Regions from separate parts of the Mus musculus genome. Here region 2 is linked to region 1. The links are chromatin loops, found by intact Hi-C in ENCODE. Cell type or tissue: left cerebral cortex. All regions are shown on one strand. Each heading gives the region's core, and the rest is flanking DNA. Links, peaks and the distances in the headings are about the cores only. Region 1 has its middle 39 kb from the start of 9330102E08Rik. Region 2 has its middle 18 kb from the start of Cracr2a.

Region 1 (12,017 bases), core at 2,207-10,206:
ATTTTGGTTTGGTTTGGTTTTTGGTGTGTTTGTTTGTTTGTTTGTTTGTTATTTGGTTGGTTGGTTGGTTGGTTGGTTGGGGTTTGTTTGTTTTGTAATGGTAAGGATGGAACCAAGGGCCTCACACATGCTAGAGATGTGTTCTACCACCCGGCCACACCCCAGCCCCCACAGGTGGTCTTGCTCCTAAAGTCTCTCTAGGTCTTTACCACTCCTGGCAGGTCCCAGCCACTCACCATGGTTTCCATCCATCAATCACTTCCTTGAGCCCAGACCTGCTTCTGTGACCCTCATGCCAAAACCACAAGTATCCCAGGACCTCCCAAGGCTCGCCAACCCATGCCTGCACATAGCAGGCACTCCATTTCTCATGGAGGGAGAGATGGATGGAATTCATCCCTGGCTGGACAACTGGAGCCAGCTACAGTGTACCTCATCCACCTGCCTGGTGTCTTCATTGGCCCTTCAGAGCTGTCTCTCATCTGTCCTCAGGCTGCTCCTCCCTTCTCCCATGAAACCAGGCCCCTTTGAAGTTGGTGTCTCCCCTCCAGCTGCCTGAAGTATACCTCCTCAATCAGGGTGACTACTGAAACTTAGATTTCCCACAACATTCTGCTCTCAGAAGGACTCACCAACCATGCTGTCCAGAATTGGCCTCAGCCTCCCAAATACCTGGAACTATGGCAGACAGCCCCCTATCTCACTTTATACTTTAAACTGTGATTTTTGTGAACCCCATCCTAACTTCTTGACTGAATCATATGTCCAAGGAAAACAAGAACCCGCTTTTGGTGTGTTTTTGTTCTTTTTGACAGGGTCTCATTCAGCCCAGCTGGCTTCAAATTCAGGAGGTAGCTAAGGATGGCCTTAACCTTCCGATCCTCCTGCCTCAGCCTCAGAGTGCTGGGATTATATGCATCATGCCTAGCAACTTCGATCATTTTTATTTATTTCTATATCATCAGAAGATAGCACAAAAATTTAATAAGGATGCAAGGCATGTTGGTAAATGCATGTAATCCCAGGACTCTGGAAGCAGGGGTAGAAAGATCACAAGTTCAAGGCCATCCTCGACTATATAGCAAGACCTTGTCTCAAAGAAAATAAAAAAGACAAGAAGAAGAAGAAGAAGAAGAAGAAGAAGAAGAAGAAGAACAACAAGAACAACAAGAACAAGAAGAAAGAACAAGGACAAGAAGAAGAAGAAAGAACAAGAACAAGAGGAGGAGGAGGAAGAAGAGGAAGAGGAAGAGGAAGGGGAAGGGGAAGAAGAAGAAGAAGAAGAAGAAGAAGAAGAAGAAGAAGAAGAAGAAGAAGAAGAAGAAGAAGAAGAAGAAGAAGAAGAAGAAGAAGAAAGAACAAGAACAGGAGGAGGAGGAAGAAGGAGAAGGAGGGGGGAGGAAGAAAGTGGTGGTGATGCTGATGATAGTAGGGAGGGGATGAAATTCACTAGGGAATTACCTAGCAAAAGACAGGTAAAGACACGAAATGTCACGGGAGTTCCAAAGCAAAGGTTCACTGAAGGTGACTCAGAAGGGCCCTGAAAAGAGCTCCAACTGAATAGAGTCTTGGAGGGCAGAAAGATAGACATCAGAAGGACACTCTGGAAGGTGGAACAGAATAAACTCTGGGGCTAAAAAGAAGTGACCAAAGCATGTTTGGAGGACCAGTCTGGCAGGACCTGTGGGTTCCTGGAAGGCCTAGAGTAGAAGAGAAAAGAAGGTGAGTGTACCTGGGTAACATCCACTCCTTAGTCAGCACAGATGATCACCGCAGCACTCCTGGGCCTCAGTGGGAGAAGAGAAGCCTTGTCCTCATGTTCCCAGCATGTGAGTCTAGCCACCCGGCTAGGTTATAAATAACAACCTCCACTCACTGCACACCTGCTGTGTATGAGGCCCTGAGCTACAAGCTTCTCCCCACAGTCAGGGCTCCTTCCCACAGCCCTGGAAACATTGTATTGTTGTCCGCCTTGTGTAAGCAGGAAGCTTAGGCCAGCAGGGGTGAAAGCTGTCGCCCAAGGCCTGACCTCAATCCCTCCTTCCTAAGACCAGGTGCACTGGGGTCACAGAGTCAGGGAGAACACCCTGTAAACCAGCCCACGACACCGCCACCATGTTGTGTACCAGCAAAGCAGGCTGCTTCTCCCAAATGCCTATGGAGAAGCTCAGAGTAAGCTTAAGGTAGATACATACATACATACATACATACATACATACATACATACACACATCAAGAGATGAAGACACTACACTCACACAGAGAGCAGAAAGGCCGAGGGAAGGTACCCTTATAAATTGTACTTAGAAGGCAGAGGCAGACAGAGCTCTGTGAGTTCAAGTCCAGCCTGGTTAACATATAAGTTCAGGCCAGCCAGTGATATATATATGTGTGTGTGTGTGTGTGTGTGTGTGTGTGTGTGTATACACACACACACACATACATAGTGAGAGACCCTATCTCATATTTATATATATGTATATGTTATATATGGATAATATGTATATAATATATAAGATATAATAAAAGATGAAGAATAATTGAAGAAAACACCCAGTATAGACCTCTAGACTCTACCTACACATGCAAACACATGCACATACTTATAATACACACATGACCTAAAATTTTAAAATATATATATAGAGAGGGGGAGGCAGAGAGAAGGGGGAAGAGGAGAGGGAGAAGGCTCAAAAAAAAAATACAAAAATGTCATAATGGAACCTGTTACTTTGTATGCTAACTTAAAATGAATAAAAAGATGTAACGTATAAATTGACTGGGTGCTGAGATCATGTTACACTGTTAGTTTAGGTGCTACTGGAGGCCCTGGAGACTTTCATCCTGGTCCTCCAAAATGGGGAGCAGGGATGGACAGAAACTTGCCCAAGGCTTCACACGTGGCGGAAGGGAGGGAGCAGATAGGCTCAGTAAAGATGGAGACAGACAGATGCTCTACGAAGCTTCCAGATCCAGCCCTACTTCTCTCTCAGTAAGCTTTGTAGCATTAAAGATAATTTATTCTAGTGCCATCTCCCTAACCAAGAAGGCGGGTAAAAGTAAGACCCCAAGGACAAGTATAGATCATTAACAGTAAATCCAGCGTATGTGTGGCAAATGCATTTGGCTTACCATAAATTACCACATGAACACTAGTTGTTAGTATTAATATTACATCTCTGCTCGCAGAGTTCAAGAGCCCTCCCAAGCAGACCAAATAGAAGAAAAGACAACAGCAGACCATTCTGAAGCACTCCCATTGTTCCTGGCCTTGTGCACAGTGGGTCTTCAACTAAAAGAACTGAGTAACACTTGGAGTTGTACATACCCCAATGTCCTTCCCTCTCTCACCCCACCCACCAACTCTAGACTCAGCCACATCAAGCACCAGGACCAGGCTGATATAGGAAGTGTTGTGATTGTCTGACTCCTGCCTGCTGCATTCCTCAGCTAAATATAAATGATTTGCCAAGTCCATTGTTTGAGATGCTCCACAATCCCTCTCCTATTGCTCGCACCTGGAAAACAAACACACACACACACACACACACACACCCTTCCCGGAGGCTGTTCTGAATAGAGAAGGAGCAGACAGGTCTGTAGGAATCAAAGCAAGAGTTCTTTGTGCTTTCCACTAGTCCAGGAATGCTGCCTGGAGGAGGAAATGCCTGAGTCACCCCAGGGGAGGGGGCAGATGCAGGTCAAAAAGGCAACTTTAGTTCTCTGAGCCAAGAAAGGTAAACTGCTGCATTCTTGCCCACGGTGTGAAGAGGCAAGATCATTCCAGCTTTGCGGAGAGCTTACTACACCAACTGCCAACTTCTCCAGTCATCTGGAGAAAGATGCTAAAGAGATCAGTATCCTTCATAATAGACAGAAGCGAAGGAAAACTCTGGTCCATGATGCACGGCTACAATTGCCGCTGTCACAAGCTGTTGCTTGTTTAGACTTTTTTTTTTCAACCACATGAAAGTTTTTTTAAAGGCCCAAACTTGAGCGCACAGATGGGCTACATCGCAGATCGAGGGGTGTGCCAAAGCCCTGTCACTCTAAGAGCCTCTCGGCCAGCAGTAGCCTGAGGAATAGCTGGGGGGTTCAATGGGTCTGTAGACAGGCCCAGACCGTGTCTGCGGCCCTGGGTGAACCGTCTCCAGCCGGTCTACGAGATCCCTGACGGCTCCGGGGGGGATCTCCCTTCCTGTGGCATCTAGGGTCTCCCATCCCTGGGCTGGGGAATAAGGCGGCTGAGGTCCACAGCCCTGCAGCCCCACATTCCTGAGACCTCGCTGACCCTCACCAAGAGCCTGGGGGGCGCGGTGACAAGCCCCTCACGTCCCGGCCCCTTCCCGCCCCTCCTCTGTCACCCCTCCCTCGACCCACCCTCCTACCTCCCCCACCCCGGGGAGTTCCGCCTCCCCGGGCGCCCCCAGACTCCCACCCTGCTAGGAATCCGATCGAGGCCGGGCCCCGCCTGCGCCGCGCTGAACCCCAGCAACTTCGCGCGCCCCGGAGCCCCGAGTCGCCAGCCCGCCCGGGCCGCACTCACCGCGCTTGGACTCGGTGTGGCGCCCCGGCTCCGCTCCCTCCCGCACCGCGGCGGCCAGCGGAAACGGGGGGCGGGGCCGGCAGGCGGAGGGGGTGGGGCCTCACCGGGCGGCGGGGCGGGGGTCTGGCTGCACGGGGGCGGGACCAGTAAGGGGCGGGGTGGGAGGGGCGGACAGAATGGGGACCAGGCGTCCGAGCTGTGGGAGGACCCGGCTGCCAGAGGCAAAGCAAAGACGATTGAAAGAGGCGAAGGCCTCAGGGGAGCCCCCTCCACAATGGCCATGTGTCCCGCGTAAGCACTGGAGGGAGTACGGTGCTGTTTTCCTCTCGGGGTTCTAGGAACCTCCCTCTGCACCCCGATTCCCTGTTCTCCTGTTCTCCCAAGGTGGCACTACTGCGCCAGTCGCCTGCGACTATCTGACGGCCCCGCCCCCTCCTGGGGCTGGACCGAGGGAGGGCAGGGCCTGAAAGGTGGAACTCGTGGGCTGGGCACTCACACAAGCTACCCCAAGGCTGCCGAACCAGGGTCTCAGCTTTCCGGCTCGTGTCCGTCTTCGGGCCTCACCATCCTCACCCCGCACCTAAGAAATACTTGCCTGGTATTTCGGGAGGACTATTTGAGATGTTGACCACGCGGGTGTGAGTTAGATAACTGCCCTAAGATACCCTGTTGGAGGAGCGGCTACCTCCACTTGAGCTAGAGACTCCAAGGGTTAGCGAAGGACACTCGAGGGAGGGACCGAGCGGAAGCAGGAGATTCATCTCTGGCCTACCTTCCTGCAGGCATAGATTCATATAAACACCTCATCTAAACTTGTTTCTGAAGTGGACCCTAAAACTCTCGCCTCTCTGTTCGTATTGTCATAGAAAGTTTTCTGTTCTCATAAGTGCACTGAAATCTCAGCAGAAGAAGAATGTTTTGAGACAGATCTCACCGTGTAGCTCTGGCTGGCCTGAAACTCACTATGTAGACCAGGCTAGCCAGGACCTCACTGAGTGGATCACCCATGCTGACCTCCAATTCACAGAGCTCTTTCTGCCTTTGCTTCCTTCCTAGGTGCAAGGATTAAAGACATCCCACCATGCCCAGTGGAAGACAACTTTTTCTTTCTTTGCTTTGCTTTGATAGTCGCTGGCTATGTTGCTCAAATGGCCTCCTGAGGGGCTGGGACTGTGAGCACAGGCCACCAAATCCAGCTTGAGATAAAGTGTTTAAATCGCAAGGCTCACCCCTGTATTCTCCAGCTACCTGGCTGTTTCCACTTCTCTCCTGGGTTACCTCACATGGTCTTGCTTGTTTCTGTTAGACTTAACCCATAATCCAGCCCCTAGAACTCTCATTTCCCACAGAGAGAAATGGTCTCCTCTCTTCCTTCAGAGTCTCATTCACACCCAATCCCTGGGATGAAATCTTGCCAGGGTGACCCCCACCGGCAGCACTACGAGGGATCAGCTCTGCCTACTTTGCAGTTGAGGGGGTACAGAGAAGAGGCCTGGTGATGGAATCAGACAAAGCAGCCTGCTAAGGTGCAAACTCCCAGATTCAGAGCCACATGTGTCTGATCCTGCCTGCCTCTTCTAGGCCGTGGGCTCTAGGCCATGGGCTCCTCACACCAATAGCACCCCTCCAAGTTTAGGACATGTGAGGATTGTCTAAGATAATGAAAATGGATTGGGTGAATGCTAATTCCACCCCTACACACACACACACACACCTCACTTGAAAGGAACATGAGCAGATCTGACATCTTGGAATTACGAGAACCTTGAGATATCTCTCCTCAGTCGTAAGCCAGGTAGCCCAACTCACTTTGACACAGCCAGGCACAGAGAGAGCTGGGAGCCTGTAGAGCTCATAGCTTCAGGAAAATGCTATTGGAAACGCTGAAGGAAAAGGAATTAATTATTCAGCACAAAGAAGCAAAGTGACCTATGAGCTGTGTGGTAAGCATGCTGTGATTGTGTCCACTGAAGGGAAAACGCAAATAAACCTTACAGTGAAGCTTTTGGAGAAAGAACTCCAAAACCCATGGGTACCAGGCTTCTGAAGAATTCCACTATGTTTCAGAAACAGTGAAGGATAACTGTATATTGAGCTAGATACACATACAGGAAGTTCATCCAAGTTCTGGGGGCACATTACATCCACTGCTCTTGCCCTGGCATGGCTTTTAATAATTCTGCTTTTGCTCTCAGGATACCCTAATTTGCACAATAAATTATATGCCACTTTAACTATGACCACAGGCGATACTCGGAACAGCTCCTCCCAGCCCCGAATGCCAATGATATTTCTGGCTTTTCTGGGTCTCCCAGAGTTTCGTAAGATAGAAAGTTGGTTTATCCCCTTAAAATTACCATACCAAATCAAAAATGATAATAAGCAAAAAGTACATTTGCAGCCAGCCGCCCCAAGTCAAGGGACAGTGGCTGATGGATGGTGCCACCTCATGGGAAGAATTGGTCCTGCAAGGACACTGAGTTTCCTGTAGACTGTGACAGCTAACATCTACCAAGAGCTTGTGTGCCACCACTGTCTCCACAACAACCTCTACCATCCCATCATTCTATAGAAAGGGAGATTGAGCCTCAGAAAGCCAGGGAATTCCTCTCAGGCCATTCAAACGGCAACAAAGACTAAGCGAGGAGGCCGGGGAGGTGACTTAATTGATAAAATGTTTTACTAAGTATGAGGACCTGAACGTAATACGTCCGTTGGTAATCCCCCAGTAAGGAGCTCTGACAGGAGGATAGTGGGGACTCACTAGACAGTGGGGCAAACTCCAGACCCTAACTCAACAAAGAAGATGGAAAAGAATAGGAAAAGACACCACACTGACCTGGGGGGTGGGGCGGGGGGAGAGGATGATGATGATGATGATGATGATGATGATGGAGGAGGAGTAACAAGTCTTTGTTTTAGGTGTTACTGGTGTTGGCTGGGAAATGTAGCTCTGAGTAGACCACATGCTTCGCATGCACCAAGGCCTTTGATTCAGTCCCCAATACAAACAAACAAATAACTTTGCTCTTTAATCGCTGAATCTGGCAACTGTGCCCATTTCATTGATCATAGATAAAACAATTGCAAAACATTCATTAGCAGGCAGTTGGAGCTGCATAGCAACTCCCTCTCTCACAAACAAAAGCAAATGAACAGAGAACAAAATAAAACATGCACTGAATCAAAGACTGGCAAACATAAAGGCCCAGAGAGTAAATACTTCTGGCTCTGTAGGTATACATTCTCTGTCCCACTCATGCAGAACAAATTGTACAAAAACCATAACTGTACAAAAATAAATGAACATGACTGTGTCCCAATAAAACTTTATTTACAAAAACAGGAACTGAACTTCAGTCTGCCAACTCCACCTCCAACTAGTGTCTTTTTCATATTGGGGTGTGCCAACTCCTGCCTAGCCTCAGATGTATTGTGGGAGTGGGGAATGTAAAACACAGAAAAAGATTAATCATTGAGCATAATGACTACCAGTAATCCTATCAGCATGTATATACATGTATGCGACGATCAGCAATTCTATCAGCATGTATATGCATGTATGTGACCAAAAATGGGCCCGCACCCACAGAAGGAGTGCCTCTCAAGTAGAGACAGGTTTAGGGTGAGTTTTATAAGGTCTTGATTAGACCTGCCTGAAGAAAAGCAGATTCTGTGTCTGGGTCAGCATGGACTGTGTAAAGAGAGAAAGGCATTCCTCAAACCACAACAGGAATCCCAGAAGTCAAGGAAAGCAGAGCTCCCCTGCAGGAGACCTTCCGGTGAAGCAATGCTGTGGGCATTCCTCTCCTGTGGTGCAGAGCATGAAGAAGCACATGGTAACTATCTGTGAGGGGAGGGGACAGGGGGAGGACATGCATGCGGGCACTCACCAGCAGAGCATGTGGCTAGCAACTGTGAAATCCTAATGGTTGCTTGAAATCAATAAGTACAATAGTGATGGACACATTAGCCATGTTTACCATCAGTTTTCTCATTGAGCAACTATAGAATGTTAGTCTCTGCTCATTGAGGGCAGTGACATAGTTTAAAACTCACACCTCAGATTCTACCCTGGAGAGCACGTATAAAAAGACTGCTCAAAGATGTCCCTCAACAGAGGAGTGGATACAGAAAATGTGGTACATTTACACAATGGAGTACTACTCAGCTATTAAAAACAATGGATTTATGGAATTGTTGGACAAATGGATGTATCTGGAGGATATCATCCTTAGTGAGGTAACCCAACCACAAAAGAAGTCATTAGATATGCACTCACAGATAAGTGGATATTAGCCTAGAAACATAGAACACCCAAGATACAATTTGCAAAACACAAGAAAATCAAGAAGAGAGAAGACCAATGGGTGGATACTTCGTTCCTCTTTAGATTGGGAACAAAACACCCATGAAAGGAGTTACAGAGACAAAGTTTGGAGCTAAGACAAAAGGATGGACTATCCAGAGACTACCCTACCCGGGGAGCCATCCCATAATCATCCACCAAACCCAGACACTATTGCATATGCCAGCAAGATTTTGCTGAAGGGACCCTGTTATAGCTGTCTCATATGAGGCTATGCCAGTGCCTGGCAAATACAGAAGTGGATGCTCACAGTCATCTATAAGATGGAACACAGGACCCCCAATGGAGAAGCTAGAGAAAGCACCCAAGGAGCTGAATGGGGTCTGCAACCCTATATGTAGAAAAACAATATGAACTAACCAGTACCCCCAGAGCTCATATCTCTAGCTGCATTTGTAGCAGAAGATGGCCTAGTCGGCCATCACTGGGAAGAGAGTCCCCTTGGTATTACAAACTTTATATGCCCCAGTACAGGGGAATGCCAGGGCCAAGAAGCAGGAGTGGGTGGGGAGGGGAGCAGGGCAGAGGGAGGGTATAGGGAACTTTCAGGATAGCATTTGAAATGTATATAAAGAAAATATCTAATAAAAATTAATTAATTAATTTAGGAAAAAAAAAAAGACTGGTCAATTCAAATCATGGTGGTGGGAGTAGAGAGGAAGCTCAGTGCTTAAGAGCAGGCTGCTCTTCCAGAGGACCTGGGTTTGATTGCCAGCACTCACGTGGCAGCTCATAACCCTCTCTAACTCCAAATCCAGGACATCTGATGGCTTCTAGGGGTGCTGTACCCACATGGTACACAGTTGTGATTGCTGACAAAGCATTCATACATATAAAATAAAACACACGGTAGTGCATGGGCGGCAGAGGTAGGTGAGTCTTTGGATTATAGGCAAGTCAGGTTGATGTAGTGAGTCCCAAGCCAGTTAGGACTACATAGTGAGGTCCTGTCTCAATAAATAAATGAATGAATAAATAAACATAAATAAACAGGAACTGAAGAGATAGCTCAGAGGTCAAGATCCCTGCTCTTCTGGCCTCTGAGAACACTAGACCTGCAAAGGTTTTACAGACATACATGCAGGAAAAACACCCATACACGTAAAATAATGATAAAATAATTTAAAGATATAAAATAAAACCTTTAGCCAGGAATGATGGCCACCACTATAATCCTAGCACTTGGGAGTCAGGAACAGGCGGACCTCTATAAGCTCAAAGCCAGTCTAGTCTACACAGTGAGTTCCAGTCCAGAGAAGGCTACAGAGTAGACTCTCAAAAATAAAATAGTAAATAAACACTACACCCAAACGTGAGCTTGCCATAGCACTGAAAAAGCCAGTGATGCGGGGGGTGGGGGGGTGGGGGCTTGATCTAAGATACAGACAGAGACTCACATAAGCAGAGGAGCACACCTGCCAGGCTCAGGAGTTCCATGTGTATTTATGCTCTTTACTAAATAAGTCATCACCGAAGTGTTTCAAACAAGAGAGCAACACTTGCCGTGTGTGTAGTGGCGCATGCCTGTAATCCCAGCACTTAGGCTGAGGTAAGCAGATCACAAGAATCACGAATTATAGGCCATTGTGTGTGACATTAAAAAGAGAGTGATGTGATCAGATTTGCATTTTGAACCTCTGACTCTGGGTGGAGTAGAGAAGGGATTAGAGGGAACTCAGTTTTAAAAACGGATACAGGAGACTTCAACAATAAAGCTAAAAACGGAGCTTTGTCTTGGTTGGTAGAGGTGAAGGAGGGAGGAGCCACCTGGATAGATCTGAGAGAACTCAGAAGTGAATTGTACAGATCCACGGTGGACGTGAAAGACTGGAAAAAAGAAAGGTCAAGAGCTGGCCTTGGTGGTGCCGGTGTGTGATCCCTCTGCCTGTGACAGGAGATGGTGTGGAGGGCAGCAAGCCAGGAAGGGAGGCAAGAGGTGGGGGCTCAGGCTTCTGACTGGTGTGAAAAGGTAGCTGGTAGGTCATTTGCTGAGGTGTGGAACGAGATGTTTAACAGGGCATCAGAGAGTTGAAGGAAGATGAGAAATAAGCAGAAGGGGAATTTTGATGGAAGTCATTTCTTCACTATGACCAGGCAGAAGTGCTGGTGGAGAGAGCTGAGATGAGAGTGAGAGCTGAAGCCTAGTTGGCCATCATTGGGAAGAAAGGCCTGTTGGTCTTGCAAACTTTATATGCCCCAGTACAGGGGAACGCCAGGGCCAAGAAGTGGGAGTGGGTGGGTATGGGAGCAGGGCAGGGGGAGGGTATAGGGAACTTTTGGGATAGCATTTGAAATGTAAATAAAGAAAATATCTAATTAAAAAAAAATAAGAGAAAAAAATTGCTGGGCCCACAGATTGCTCTGTGGGTGAGAGCACTTGTTCTTCCGGAGGTCCTGAGTTCAATTCCCAGCAGCTACACTGTGAACCTTAACCTTCTATACTTAGATCTGAAGCCTGCTTCTGTCATGCAGATGGACAGGAAGACAGAATACTCATATACATAAATAATATTTTTTAAAAAATGAGGACTGGTCGGGTGTGGTGGTACACACCTTTAATCCCAGAACTCGGGAGGCAGAGGCAGGCAGATTTCTGAATTCAAGGCCAGCCTGGTCTACAAAGTGAATTCCAGGACAGCCAGGGCTACACAGAGAAACCCTGTCTCGAAAACAAAATGAGGTCTGATAAGGAAAGAAAGGAGGGAGGGAGGGAGGGATTTAAGAGAGAGAAAGAAAGAGAGAAAGAGAATATTGCCTAACTCAGGCATAACGGCACATTGGCACATACCTGGGGTCTCAGCTTCTTGGGGGAATGTGAACATAAGTAACAAAGTAAGATCCTGTCTCAAAAAAAAAAAAAAAAAAAATGGAGGTGTGTGCCTGATGACTGCTCTTCCAAAAGAGCTGAGTTCTAATCCCAGCAACTGTGCTGGATGGCTAATAAATGGCTATAAATTCATTTTTAGGTGATCTGGTGCCCTCTTCTGGCACCAATACACATAATGTACATACATACATACATACATACATACATACATACATACATACATACATACAGGGAAAGCACACCCATATACATATACACGAACACAAAGAAGTAAA
Region 2 (12,017 bases), core at 1,792-9,791, 600 kb before region 1:
ATACCATATGACTTGGAAGGAACTCGGTAGAATTTATGCTAAATAAACTGTGGCATAGTTACTGAAACACAAGACTGCACACATAGAGGGAGTATTTTCTAGAGGAAATAAAATCAAATACACAGAAGCAGATGGCGGGTGGCTAGAATGATGGCTGCTGAGGCTGCGGGAGGAGGGGGAGGTCGCTGTTCCACAGGCATAAAGTTTCATTTTCTCAAGGTAACCAACTACTAGAGAACAGCTACACACTGCTGTGCCTCCAGCTAACAGCTCTGTGGTGCACACTTCAAAAGTTGTTCAGGCTGAGTCAGGCACAGGGTTGCACTTGAAAGACTGAGACAGGAGGATTACACCATTGAGGGTACCGTAGGCTACTGAGTAAGAACCCGTCTCAAACAAAATAAGACAAAGCAAACGAGAATCACCTTAACGACATAGTTCTTATGTTATTTTTATCCAAATAGAGAGGGAAATATATAGTTAAGATAAAGCACTTTCAGATCACTCGAACCCATTGCCAATAGATGTATGCTAAAAGAAATTTAAAGTGAAATTCTTCAGGGAAAAAAAGTGATAACAAATGTAAATTTGAATCTATAAAAAGAATGACTACTGAAGATAGAATCTATGTGGGTAAGTATAAAAGATAACTTTTTTCATATTTAAAATTTTTGTATGGACGACTGACTGTCTGAAGCAGAGTTTTAAATATATCCTGAGGTCTATAAATGGGGCACCAAACTGTAAACACTAACAGGAAGCAAGGAGGAGCAGGCAGGATCTGCTAGGCACTTTTTATGTCACAGGAGAAGAAGTAAAATATCATATAAGGATGAGAGTGAGACAGAATACTAAAAATTATTCTGTTATGAAGGAGACAACTGTGTCCAAAGGGAACAAAGGACAGACAGGTCAAACACAAGCTGGTGACAAGATGGTGAGCTGGAACTGAGAATAAATAAAATGAAGGCACCATCTCAGCTACCCAGTTCAAACCCAGACAGAGGCTGTTAGCGTGCATCAGCAAAGCAAGACCTGACTCTACCATATCCAGGAAACCTGCTTTTATATTTAAGGCAGAGATAGGTGAAGGTGGACAGGCCTTGCTATACAAATAGATATTAATGACAGGAAAGCCAGGCTGACTATAGCACTAATAGACAATGGATGCTTCAGACCTGGGGATGTGATCAAGGCATTTAACAGTGATAAAGGAGCTCTCAAGGAAGACAAAACAACCCCGAATGGATCTGAGCTAAACAGAGAGGGCCAAGAGTAGGAACAAGAATCAGACAGAGGGAAAACCCAAGATGGGCAAGTGCAGAATTACAGTGGACTATCCCTGCCCTCCTCTCACTTAAGCATGGAACAACCAGAAAATAGCACAAGCCTGCAGCAGACTCCCAACAACCATGACCTACTTGATATTTATAGAACATCCCACACAACAAGGATATAACAAACACTGTCTTCAAATCTGCACAAAGCCTTCACCAAAACGGACTATGAACTGGGCCATAAGATTAATTGGTCATTAAGTCAAAGTAACTGGAGTTAAATAGAATATGTTCTTAGGTCACGACAGTAAAAACAAACAAATGAAAAAAAAACAAACCAAAACATAAATATATTAAGAAAAATTTCCAAAGAGTTTAAAAGTAACTAATTTCTCAAAACCAATGGCCAAAATAGAGATAGAGAAGAATTAGAAAACACTTCAAAATTAGTGCAAATGAAGATGTACGTGCTAACATTTGTGAATTATAACTAAAAAGGCTGCCCAGAGAAGTGCTATTTAGTTGATCATAATTTAGAATATCTTAAATTAGTAATCTAATTCTCTGTCTTGCAAGACTACAAAAGAAAGCAAATTAAAATTGAAGTACTCAGAAAGAAAGGGCAAGAATGAGATCAAAACTTACATCAAATGCACGGAAAACAGACAGGGAAGAGAGAAGACCCAATAGAAAGAAGAAAGGCTTTTCTAATAAGCTCCAGCGGAGAAGCCTCCATTGAGCTAGCTTGGCAGGCAGTGAGGCACAAACCACCAAGGTCAAGGATAAGAGCTAAAAAAAAAAAAAAAAAATGAAGAGTTGCCCTAAAAACATGAATGCACCGGGCAGTGGTGGCACACACCTTTAATCCCAGCACTTGGGAGGCAGAGACAAGCAGATTTCTGAGTTCGAGGCCAGCCTGGTCTACAGAGTGAGTTCCAGGACAGCCAGGGCTACACAGAGAAACCCTGTCTCAAAAAAAAAAAAAAAAAAAACCAACAACCAACCAACCAAACAAACAAACAAAACATAAATGCACAAAGTCCACCGAGATGGTTAGTTTTGTCAACTTGACACATCTGGGAAGAAGAAACCCCAGTTAAAAAAATCACCTCCATCAGACTGTCCCATGGGCATGTCTGTGGGCATTTGCTTGATTGCCAGTTGCCACTGTGGGTGGTACCACCTCTGGGCATGTGCGCTTGGGCAAGGTGCATGATGACGCCAGAGGAAGTACTCGAGTAAGCAGGGTTTCTCCATAGTCTCTGCTTCAGCTCCTGCATTCAATGTACTGGGCCCTTCCATATCAAAGGTTAATTAAGAAAAATGCCTGTCTTAGTTAGGGTTTCTATTGCTGTGAAGAGGCACCATGACCACAGTAACTCTTACAAAGGAAAACATTTATTTGTAGCTAGCTTATAGTTCAGAAGTTTGGCCCATTGTCATCATGACGTGGCACGACATGTTGCCATGTCAAGTATGGTGGCACATAGGCTAATGTGGTGCTGGGGAAGAAGCCAAGAGTTCTACATCTTGACTGGCAGGCAGCAGGAAGAAAGAATGACTTGAGCTTCGGAAGCCTCAGTCTGCCCGAAGTGACATTCTCAGTCCAACAAGGCCACACCTACTTTGACAAGGCCACACCTCCTAACAGTGCTACTCCCTATGAGTGTTCTGAGGACTATTAGCACAGGGAACTGCAGTTCCCTAAAGGCAATCTGATGGAGGCATTTTCTCAACTGAGGTCTCTCATCCCAGCTAACTCTAGCTTGTGTAAACCTGACCAAAAAAGCCCACCCTGGAGACTCCCTGACACCGTTTATGAACCCAGCATTACCCAGACGCCAAAGCCTAAGTTATCACTAGAAAGCTATCCATCAGTGGCATTTCCTAATATAGATGCAAGTGTTCTTGACAAACTACTAGTAAGTTAAATCTAGCAATCTAGACAAAAATTAATATGAGGGGTGGGCAGGGAGATGGATCAGCGGATGGAGTAGCTGCCCACCAAGCATGAAAACCTGAATTCAGACCCCAGCAGCCATGTATGAGCTGGGGGTGGGGTGGGTGGGTGAGCATCTGTAACTCGGTGGGCGTTTGGGGTAGAAACGGGCGGATCCTCAAGCTCACTGGTGGGATGGAGCTCCAGGGAAGTTTGGGAGCCCACGGGAACGTGCTATCTGCTTGTGGCTGTGAAAACGGGGCAGACACACTTATTAAAACTCAGTAACATGTGCTCTTAAAGCGGAGAGTGGAAAAAGAATGGAATAGCTCCAGCAACTAAGAGTCATGGACACCCGTAACAGTATGGGCAAACCACACAAAACACTGAGGGAAAGGTACAGGAGCATCAGCCATGCCATTCCATTTGTGTCAAGTCCTGAAACAGAGAGAGCCACCTATGGCTGCAGAATGAGAGGCAGACTGCATCTGGCTGTGGCTGGAGTTGCTGACTGTGGAGGGGCCTCGGGTCACTCCTGGGGTGAAGGATCTGTTTTGATTGAGTGTGAGTTGCACAACTGTTTATGTTTCCCAAGATCCTCTGGACCACGTAAAGATGTATGGGTTTCATTGTGTACAAATTATACTTCGATAATTTTCTCTTTAAAGTAGCAAGTGGTTTTTTTTTCTCTGCATGGTTTCTTTACAGTGTTTGTTTATAGAGATTGGCAAAACCTTCCCTTCTCTCAAGTTTTAGAAATACAGGGTTCAGAGCCGGGTATAGAGGCTCCCTCCAGGGCTGAGGAGGCTGAAGCAGGAGGATGACAACTTTGAGGTTAGCCTGGGTTATATGGTGAGGCTCCAACTCAAAACAAAACAAAGCAGAACAAAACAAAACAAAAAACAACTCCTCCAAAGCAAAACAACAACAACGAAACCAAACAAAGGATGAGGAAGAGAAAGTGGGTGGTGGAGGGATGGGGTGGGGGTAGAGGCAGTATTCAGGCAATCTTGTAACTTAGCTGAGATCATATAGTTGGGAAAAATTCAGTCTCTTTACCTCTATTCTAGTCTTCCACATCTGCAAAACACTATATAGTGTTATAGTGTTCTTTTTTTAAAAAATTGAACTCAGGGCCTTTGGAAGAGCAGTCAGTGCTCTTAACCACTGAGCCATCTCTCCGGTTGCTGTATAGTGTTTTTAACTGAGCCACAAAGCACAGCATAGCAGGACCTTCTTATAAATAAGGAAACAGAATATTGACCTCCATAGCCAAACCAAACCTACCTGTACCTGAGTCCGTAGTACTCAAACAAAAACAAGAAGATAAAAATATCCTTACAGTGATCTCTGCAGGCATAGGCTCAACGTGTAAATTGCAGTCACTGCCCCACAATTTTCTCCACCCTTTGTTAAATTGTAAAAGAAAGCCACTCTGGAGCAGAGAGCAATTCTGGTGGGCAATTCGCAGCTAACCAGCAGAGCTGCTGATGGCTTCTGTGCGGTGCCTGGGCCTATTAGGTTCAATCAGACAAGAAGCTGCCTTGTCACGGACCTGCATCAGCCCCTGCTCCCATCCCTACTGCAGTGTGCAAGCCCTCAGCCAGGCCAATTCTGCCTCCCTCACAGATGTTCCTGCAAGCCAGGTAATAGAAGCGATTGGCTTCTCGGCACAGAGTAGCACCTGGCCACTAATGGACTACAACTGATATGGAAGAAGCGGAGCTTCCGCGAAGTCTGCCCACGTGAAGTAGAAAACCCAGGGGCTCTGCTGTCAGAGCAACCATATTTATATTAATAAATTCACCTTCCGGGTCATTCAGTACTTTTGTTGCTGTTCTGGGTTTTCCCACTGGGCACGTGAGAAACACGTGTGAACCATATTCTGGATAACGTTACCACGGATGGGCTTAACAATTGCTGTAGGTAAGCTCTTGCTTTGCCTGCTTTTCAATTTCCGAATAGGTCCCGTCTTGAGTCTTCTGACCTCTAGATGGCGCTCTTCACATTCCATCTGAGGTTTCTGTCTCCACAAGTGCTCAGAAGAGGATGGGGATGGATGGCACAGATGCTAAAGGCTACATTCTCCAAGGAGGGTTCTCACCAAGAGAACAGTCTTTCCCTTCCTCGCCCTCCTTCCCTCTCTCCTCTCCTCCCTCCCCTCTCCCTCTCCCTCTCCCTCTCCCTCTCCCTCTCTCTCTCTCTTTTTCCTCCTCCTTCCCCCTTTTCTTCCTTCCCTCCCTCTTTTGTCCCATCAATGTTACTAAGTACCATCGCGCGCCCCGCATGGAAACTGCAAGGGCAAGGACGATAAAAATCCTGATTTCAGTTTCACCTAACAGCGGAGTTCACTGTGTAATGAGGTGAGCGCGAGGCAGTTTTAAAGCTCTATGATGAAGCAGACAGGAGACCCTGGAATGTTATGTTCCGTCAAAGTGAGAAGCAGCCATGTACACTATGGTAAAGGGCAAGACTTTCTGAGTCGTGTTTACGGCAGGGAGGAGACATGGTCAGAACTCAGGGATGGAAACATTCTAGCCTACGAGGGGGGTGGGGGAGAGCTGCAAAATTAGAACCCCACTCCACTGGCATGGCCTTCTCTCTGTCCCAAGCCTTTCTTCTTTCTCAGTATAATAAATACCACCACGATCCATCCAATCAGTCACCCAAGCCCCTCCCCACTGAACACCCTCTTCATTCCCGAGTCACCCCCATTGGATCATTAGGTCTGTGTTAACCTGACTCTGGCTGCTTTTCCTGATCCCTTCTACCATCACCCTGCGCAAAGCCCCTTGGTTTCTCTGCTCTTTGTTCTAACTTCCCTCACCCCATGCCCCCATTCCCAGCTGCTCTTGGGCCTCAGCAGGACGAGTCCTCTGTAGCCATTCTCCTTATGTTCCCGGTGTTCCTCATTCTTTCTCCTGTTACAGCTCGTTTGCCTTCTAGAACGTACCATCATTGACTCTCACCTTGTTGCTTTTTCATCAGCTAGCGCTGCCGTTCAAACACAAGCACCATGAAGGGAAGGACATCTCACTGCAGTGCCCTCATGGGCTAAAAGAGACCCAGTGTATGGGAACACGGTTTGTGTAGTGACCACGGCAATAGTTCAGATAAGTAATGGCAAGGGTTTGGACTAAACAGTTGGTAATGGCTTTGAGAAGCAGAAACATCAGTATATCATAGAAGCCTCGGTCGGCAGACTTGGTGGCTGAAGGAGTCCAGAGTGAGGAAAAGAAGTGAAAGAATCATTTTCTAATGGTGTCACTGGTATGATGCACTTCAATGAGAGGTTAGAAGCAACCAGGCTGGATGGGGCCAACAACAAGGACTGCATCTACGGAGCAGAGTAGGGTTCTAAAAGCATCGAACAGGCTGACTTAGATTACAGATGTTTCCATTTGCCATCGTGTTCCTGTGATTTTAGCATGCGGTTAAATATATCATTGGGGGGAGTGTCTTACTCTTTGTAAGATTATTACTTCTTTTAATTTTTGAGATTATAATTACATATTTCCCCTTCCCCTTCTCCCTGAAAACCCTCCCATAGAATCTCTTCCTCTCTTTTATTTTTACATAGTAAGTGTGTGTGTGTGTTCCTAAGTCCGCAAACACAGCCTACATAGTCTGAACGGTGTTACTTGTGTGTCCATGCTTTCAGGCTCACTGCTTGTGGTGAGATAACCGGTTGGCATGCTCTTCCCTGAGGAAAACTGTTTCTCCTGTTCGTAGCATTCCTTAGACTCTAGCGGTTTTTCTCCGAGTACGGCTGAGACCTCATGAGCTTTCTCCCATCCATGTGTCTATAAGTATCATCCCTGTTAAACTCAAGGTTTGGCAGCCATGCTGGCGACACCTTACGGATAAGGCTTCTGATATTCCTAGGAGGCCCAATCTCATAGCAGACTTTCTGTTTCTCTGGTTCCTACGATCTTTCTGCTCCTTCTTCCAAAATGTTCCCCAGGTCCAGGACTTGTGTCGTCATTATGTCATTGGGGACTCGGCTCCACAACTCTGCATTTTGACTGGTTGTGGTTTTCTGTCTTGGTCTATGTCTCCAAGAGAAATTTCCTTGATGAGGGGGAGGGGCTAGACTCTGCAGAAGGATGTGTGGGACCTGACTGGGTGGGGAGGTTCAGGAGAGGGCAGGGCAGGCTGGGTCCTGGCAGACACCTAAAGGTTGGTTTTGGAGCAGCCTGGGGTAGCCAAAGTAAGCTGAGACAGTGGGTATGGGACCCAGTTAGATCTGGGAAGGGGTGGGGAAGAACTTGTGGAAGGGAGAATTGGGTAGACTCAAAAATATATCACTTTTGACTCTATTCCTCCATTTCTACTTCAAACTCTTTGTATTTGTCTCTGGAAATATTTTCTTCTTTATATAATCAAAGAAATTCAGAAAGGTTGTATTATAATTGAACTTATCAAGCTTCTATATAAAATATTTTTTTTTCAGTTTTCTAATATTAAATCATTTTGTCTCCAGAACGTTTAGAGTTTTACCCCCAAACCCCTTGGCTTTTTCGAATCTTTAACATGCTGAGAGCTCAGGTAGTGAAGTTTACTAAATCAAAGAAGTAGAATATAGTTGAGGCAGAGAGGACGTCAAAGGTCACACAGTTTAACTGAGTGATGGAGAATTGCCCCCGTTGTAGCTTGCTCAGTGCCCAACTCTGAACAGAGCTGGAGGGAGACATGGTTAATCGTATCTACTGAATGGGACTGGCGACTCTTAACCCCTGTTCCCCCTGTTCCCGTGGCAGTTATAGTCTCACCTGTCACTACTCTATCAGGCCCCCTCACATGCTCATCTGACTTAGAAATGCAGTGAGTGTAGCTGTCTGCAAGTCCTCCCTCTTCTATTCTCCTCCACACCACTGCAGGATTTCTACGCAAACAGATGCTTTGTGTCCATGGCACCACTGGCTCCAGGAGTCTAGAGAGTCACCTCTGGAACAGAAATCAGGTAGAGAGTCAGAAATACTGTCAGACTTCTTCAGCTCATCTCAAAGTCTGCCTGGGCTCTCTGTTTCCTCTGTGGGACTGCTTAGAGTAAAATAAACAAGAGTTACACAGAATGGGACATACTACCTGTTTCCCACCACTGTGTGGGTGACATAGACCAGACTACCCAGTGTTTGAAACCCAGGCAGAACCACCTATCTGAAAGGTCTGTGCCCTGTGCCACAAATGGTACTCACTCCCTATATCCCGGAGGAACACATTCCAAGCAAACCCTGCTCCTAGCCCTTCTCAGAGACGCCAGAACTTTCACTCAGGAGCAATAAAAGCTCTAGACATCCATGGAACCAGAAGGCAGAGTTTATGTTCATAGCCCCCAGAGACCACCAAATGTTACAATTCTAGAACTGGGTGAGACCTGATCTAGCACAACCACCCACTTGCTTGTGGGTCATGTTGGGAAATTTCTCTGGGCATAATATATGCATCTTGTCAAGAGAGAGCTGAGTCTGGTCTCCATTATTTAAATGCCTTCCGAGTGGAGAGAAGGTTAACCTGCCTGTCTAGAGATGAGTTAAAATCATAGCTGACATTCAATGTCCTATATAATGTGACTCTGGCTTGTATTTATAGATTTGTAGGCTTCCCACAAGCAGATGTATATGCTGTCGTCCTCCTAAACATACCCCATGCTTTCCCATTTCCAAACCCTCTTCCATGCATATGCCTTCCCTCCAGTCCCTATTTCCTTCACTCTGGCAGGAGCCAGGAAGCAGGGGCCATGAAGGAATGTTCTTACTGGCTTGCTCCCCATGGCTTGCTCAGCCTGCCTTCTTATACAACCCAGGACTAACAGTCAAGGGGTAGCACTGACCACACCAACTATTAATCAAGAAACTGCCTCAGGAGCTTGTCCACAGGCCCATCTGTTAGGGGCATTTTCCAGTGGATGTTCCTTCCTTCAAGTGACTAGCTTGTGTCAAATTGACGAAACCAGCCAGGACAGTGGTAAAATGATCAAGGATGAAGAAATGAAGGATCAAGGAAACATGAAATGGGTTGCTAAGGGCTTCTGGGGTCCTGAAAGACTCAGCTGCTTCTGGTTCAGATGGAAAGAGAACGGCAGGAGAGATACAATGGGTCGCTTAGCTTTGGCTTTGGAGGCAGCCAGCTGCAGCCCCTGAGAAATGCCTTCCCGTTAGAAAAATAAGAAACCAACAAACCAAACCAAGTTGGTGGAGGGAGTGATCACATCAGCCCCTTGTTCCTTCACCGGTGTGTCACCCAAGTAAAACTCAATGGCTGGGACATGAAATGAGCAGATCTTCACTTCCCACCCCTCAGTAAAGCCGTTGGGAATAGACATGTGCATGCACACACACACACACACACACACACACACACACACACACACAAATATACACATGTACACACACTCGAGCACAATGTATCAGATATCAAGGATAAAGTAGAAGTTTGTGTGTACTCAACTGTAGCACAAAAAGTGTCATTCAGGGTTCTCTCTCACCACGGGGTTTTTTTACGATGGAGAAATGGGGCTAGCAATACACGAGCAATAAATACTCATTTCTAATGTTTAGCTCTGTTTTGGTTCAAAGCCAAGATTGTAGATAAGAATTTATTTCAGCTGGATTTATACCATTCCTGGCATCAACAAGATTTCCTTTTAATGCTGCTGAAAAGGATTGGGCTGGCTACTGCAAACCTGGCACATGGCCCCAGAAATTCTGGCAGGGAAATGGAAGTGTCCACAGGAATGGTAGACAGCTGGAAAGGGCATGGCCTGAGCAGGGCTGACTATGGCGAAGGCCAGAGAGGAGCAGTGTAGATCAGGAAGAGGGAGAAGAATTTATGTCACAACAGGCTCTCCTTGTCACGGGTGGAGCTTGTCACTCTGAGTCCCCGCATCTCCCAGGGCTCATTTATTTTCTGAATCCGTACAGAATTATAGCTTGGTGTAGTTTGAGTAGGTTTTGACTTTTCTTTTGTTTTGCAGATTTATTGGGATATTCTTTCTAATACCTTAAACTCTACCTATTGCAAGTAAGGAACTTGATGACCTCTACGACATTTATAGAGTTGGACAACCATGGTCACAATCCATTTTGTAACACTATCATCCTAGAATCCTATTAAGAGTGCCCTTGTGAGGTGATCGAACTCCCCTCCCCTCCCACCTTGCCAGGAATCTGCGTTTCATCACTGTGATGTGCCTTTTCTCGACACAGAACACACACAGAGCCGTGTTCTCTGTAGAGCCTTTGCACTGGCTTTTTAGAGCAAACTGCTTGAAGTCAATCCACATCACACCACATACCAGTGTCTCATCCTTCTTACATTGCACTGAATTCTGAACCGAGTCAGAAAGCACATCCTTTCTTCCGATATTTATATTAGTTCCAGTTTGGAACTATTATCGATAACACGGCTGTGAACATTCACCTACAAGATACTTTTGTTTGTTTTGGACAGTTTTCTCCCAGTAAAACTTCTAGACCTTCAGAAGGTTTATGTTTAATTTTTTATAAAAATGACAAGAGGGAGGAGGAGGAGAAAAAGAAGAGGAGGAGGAGGAAGAGGAGGAGGGGGATGGGGAGGAGGAGGGGGAGGAGGAGGAGGAGGAGGAAGAGGAGAAGGAGAAGGAGGAGGAGGAGAAAAAGAAGAGGAGGAGGAGGAGGAGGAGGAGGAGGAGGAGAAAAAGAAGAGGAGGAGGAGGAAGAGGAGAAGGGGGAGGGGGAGGAGGAGGGGAGGAGGAGGAGGAGGAGGAGGAGGACAAGGAAGACAATGACTTAAGTGAGGTGTTTGTAAAGTGTGGATCACATTCATTTCTGCCAGGATCCTACAGGCACTTTGCTTTCTTCATGTCTGCATGGAAGTCGATTTTATCTGTTTGCTGCAGTTGTCAGGTGCATGTGTGTTGTGCGGCGGGCTGCAGTGAGACTTCAGTGTGCGTCTCCTGATGACTAAGGCGGGCTAACATTGAGCATCCTCTCCTGTATCTACACACTAGCCTTACATCTTCTCTGATGAAGCATTTGCTCAAGTCTTTTATCCACTCTTAATCTGGCTGTTTGTCATATCAAGCTGTAAAACCTCTATTTATAATCTGGCTATAAATCCTCTATCAGATATGCATTTTGTAAATATTTTATCTCACTCTATGGCCAGTCTTTTAGTTTAATTTGGATCCTTTCTCCATGCAGAGAGGCTTCTAAATTTAATTAAGGGTAGTATGTCAGGATTTGTACGGTTTTCACGGCTCTTGTTTATGGCTCTATAGAGACTTACCCATGATTCCACCAAGATTCTCCTCCTAGGTTGACTTCTAGAAGTGTCACAGTTGTGGGTCTTGTGTTCAGACTTCATCCCATTTTGAGTTAATTTTTACTGTGTGAGGTGAGAGATGGATGTAGGTTCACAGACACCCTTGTCATCTTGGCCCCTGCTGTTGAAGACTATTCTTTCTGCAGTGAGCTGTCAATTGATCCATGAATGTAAGATTTTATGGCTGGAGTCTCAGCTCTGTTCTAAGAATGTACATCCCTATCTTTACGCTGCGTTGTCTCAGGAATTAAAGCTTCACAATAACTTTTGAATTGTGAAACACAAGTCCCTCAACCTTATCTCTTTCAAAATTGTCTTGCTTATTCCAGATTGTTTTGTAGCTCCATGTACATTTTAAGACCAATTCGTCACCATCTATCAAAGTGGGATGGGGTGTGGTGTGTTGCTCCCATAGACCAGCTCATGGGCGACTGATTGTTTGCTTGGCTTTTCTTGTTTGAGACAAGGTCTCTTGTCGCTCGGGCTGGCGTCCATTT

Evidence for each region. Peaks named below come from ENCODE experiments on the same cell type or tissue, not always from the same donor. Only the 100,000 strongest peaks of a DNase experiment are listed, where the experiment ranks them.
Region 2: it touches region 1 in a loop (2.2-fold over the local background); 3 of 42 quality-filtered maps call a loop at or near these places.

The regions. Positions count from the first base shown.
Region 1 is chr6:128,138,968-128,150,984 of GRCm38, forward strand. It overlaps a transcript of Tspan9 not described here. Among named protein-coding and RNA genes, the nearest start is that of 9330102E08Rik, 39 kb to the right of the region's middle. In left cerebral cortex, for the core only: CTCF peaks have their summits at 4,978 (motif pointing left) and 6,994; DNase peaks (open chromatin) are centred at 3,828, 3,991, 4,615, 4,873 and 1 more place; H3K4me3 peaks cover 1,754 bases; H3K27ac peaks cover 1,310 bases.
Region 2 is chr6:127,536,954-127,548,970 of GRCm38, forward strand. No RefSeq gene overlaps it. Among named protein-coding and RNA genes, the nearest start is that of Cracr2a, 18 kb to the right of the region's middle. In left cerebral cortex, for the core only: a CTCF peak has its summit at 5,200 (motif pointing right); DNase peaks (open chromatin) are centred at 5,212 and 8,882.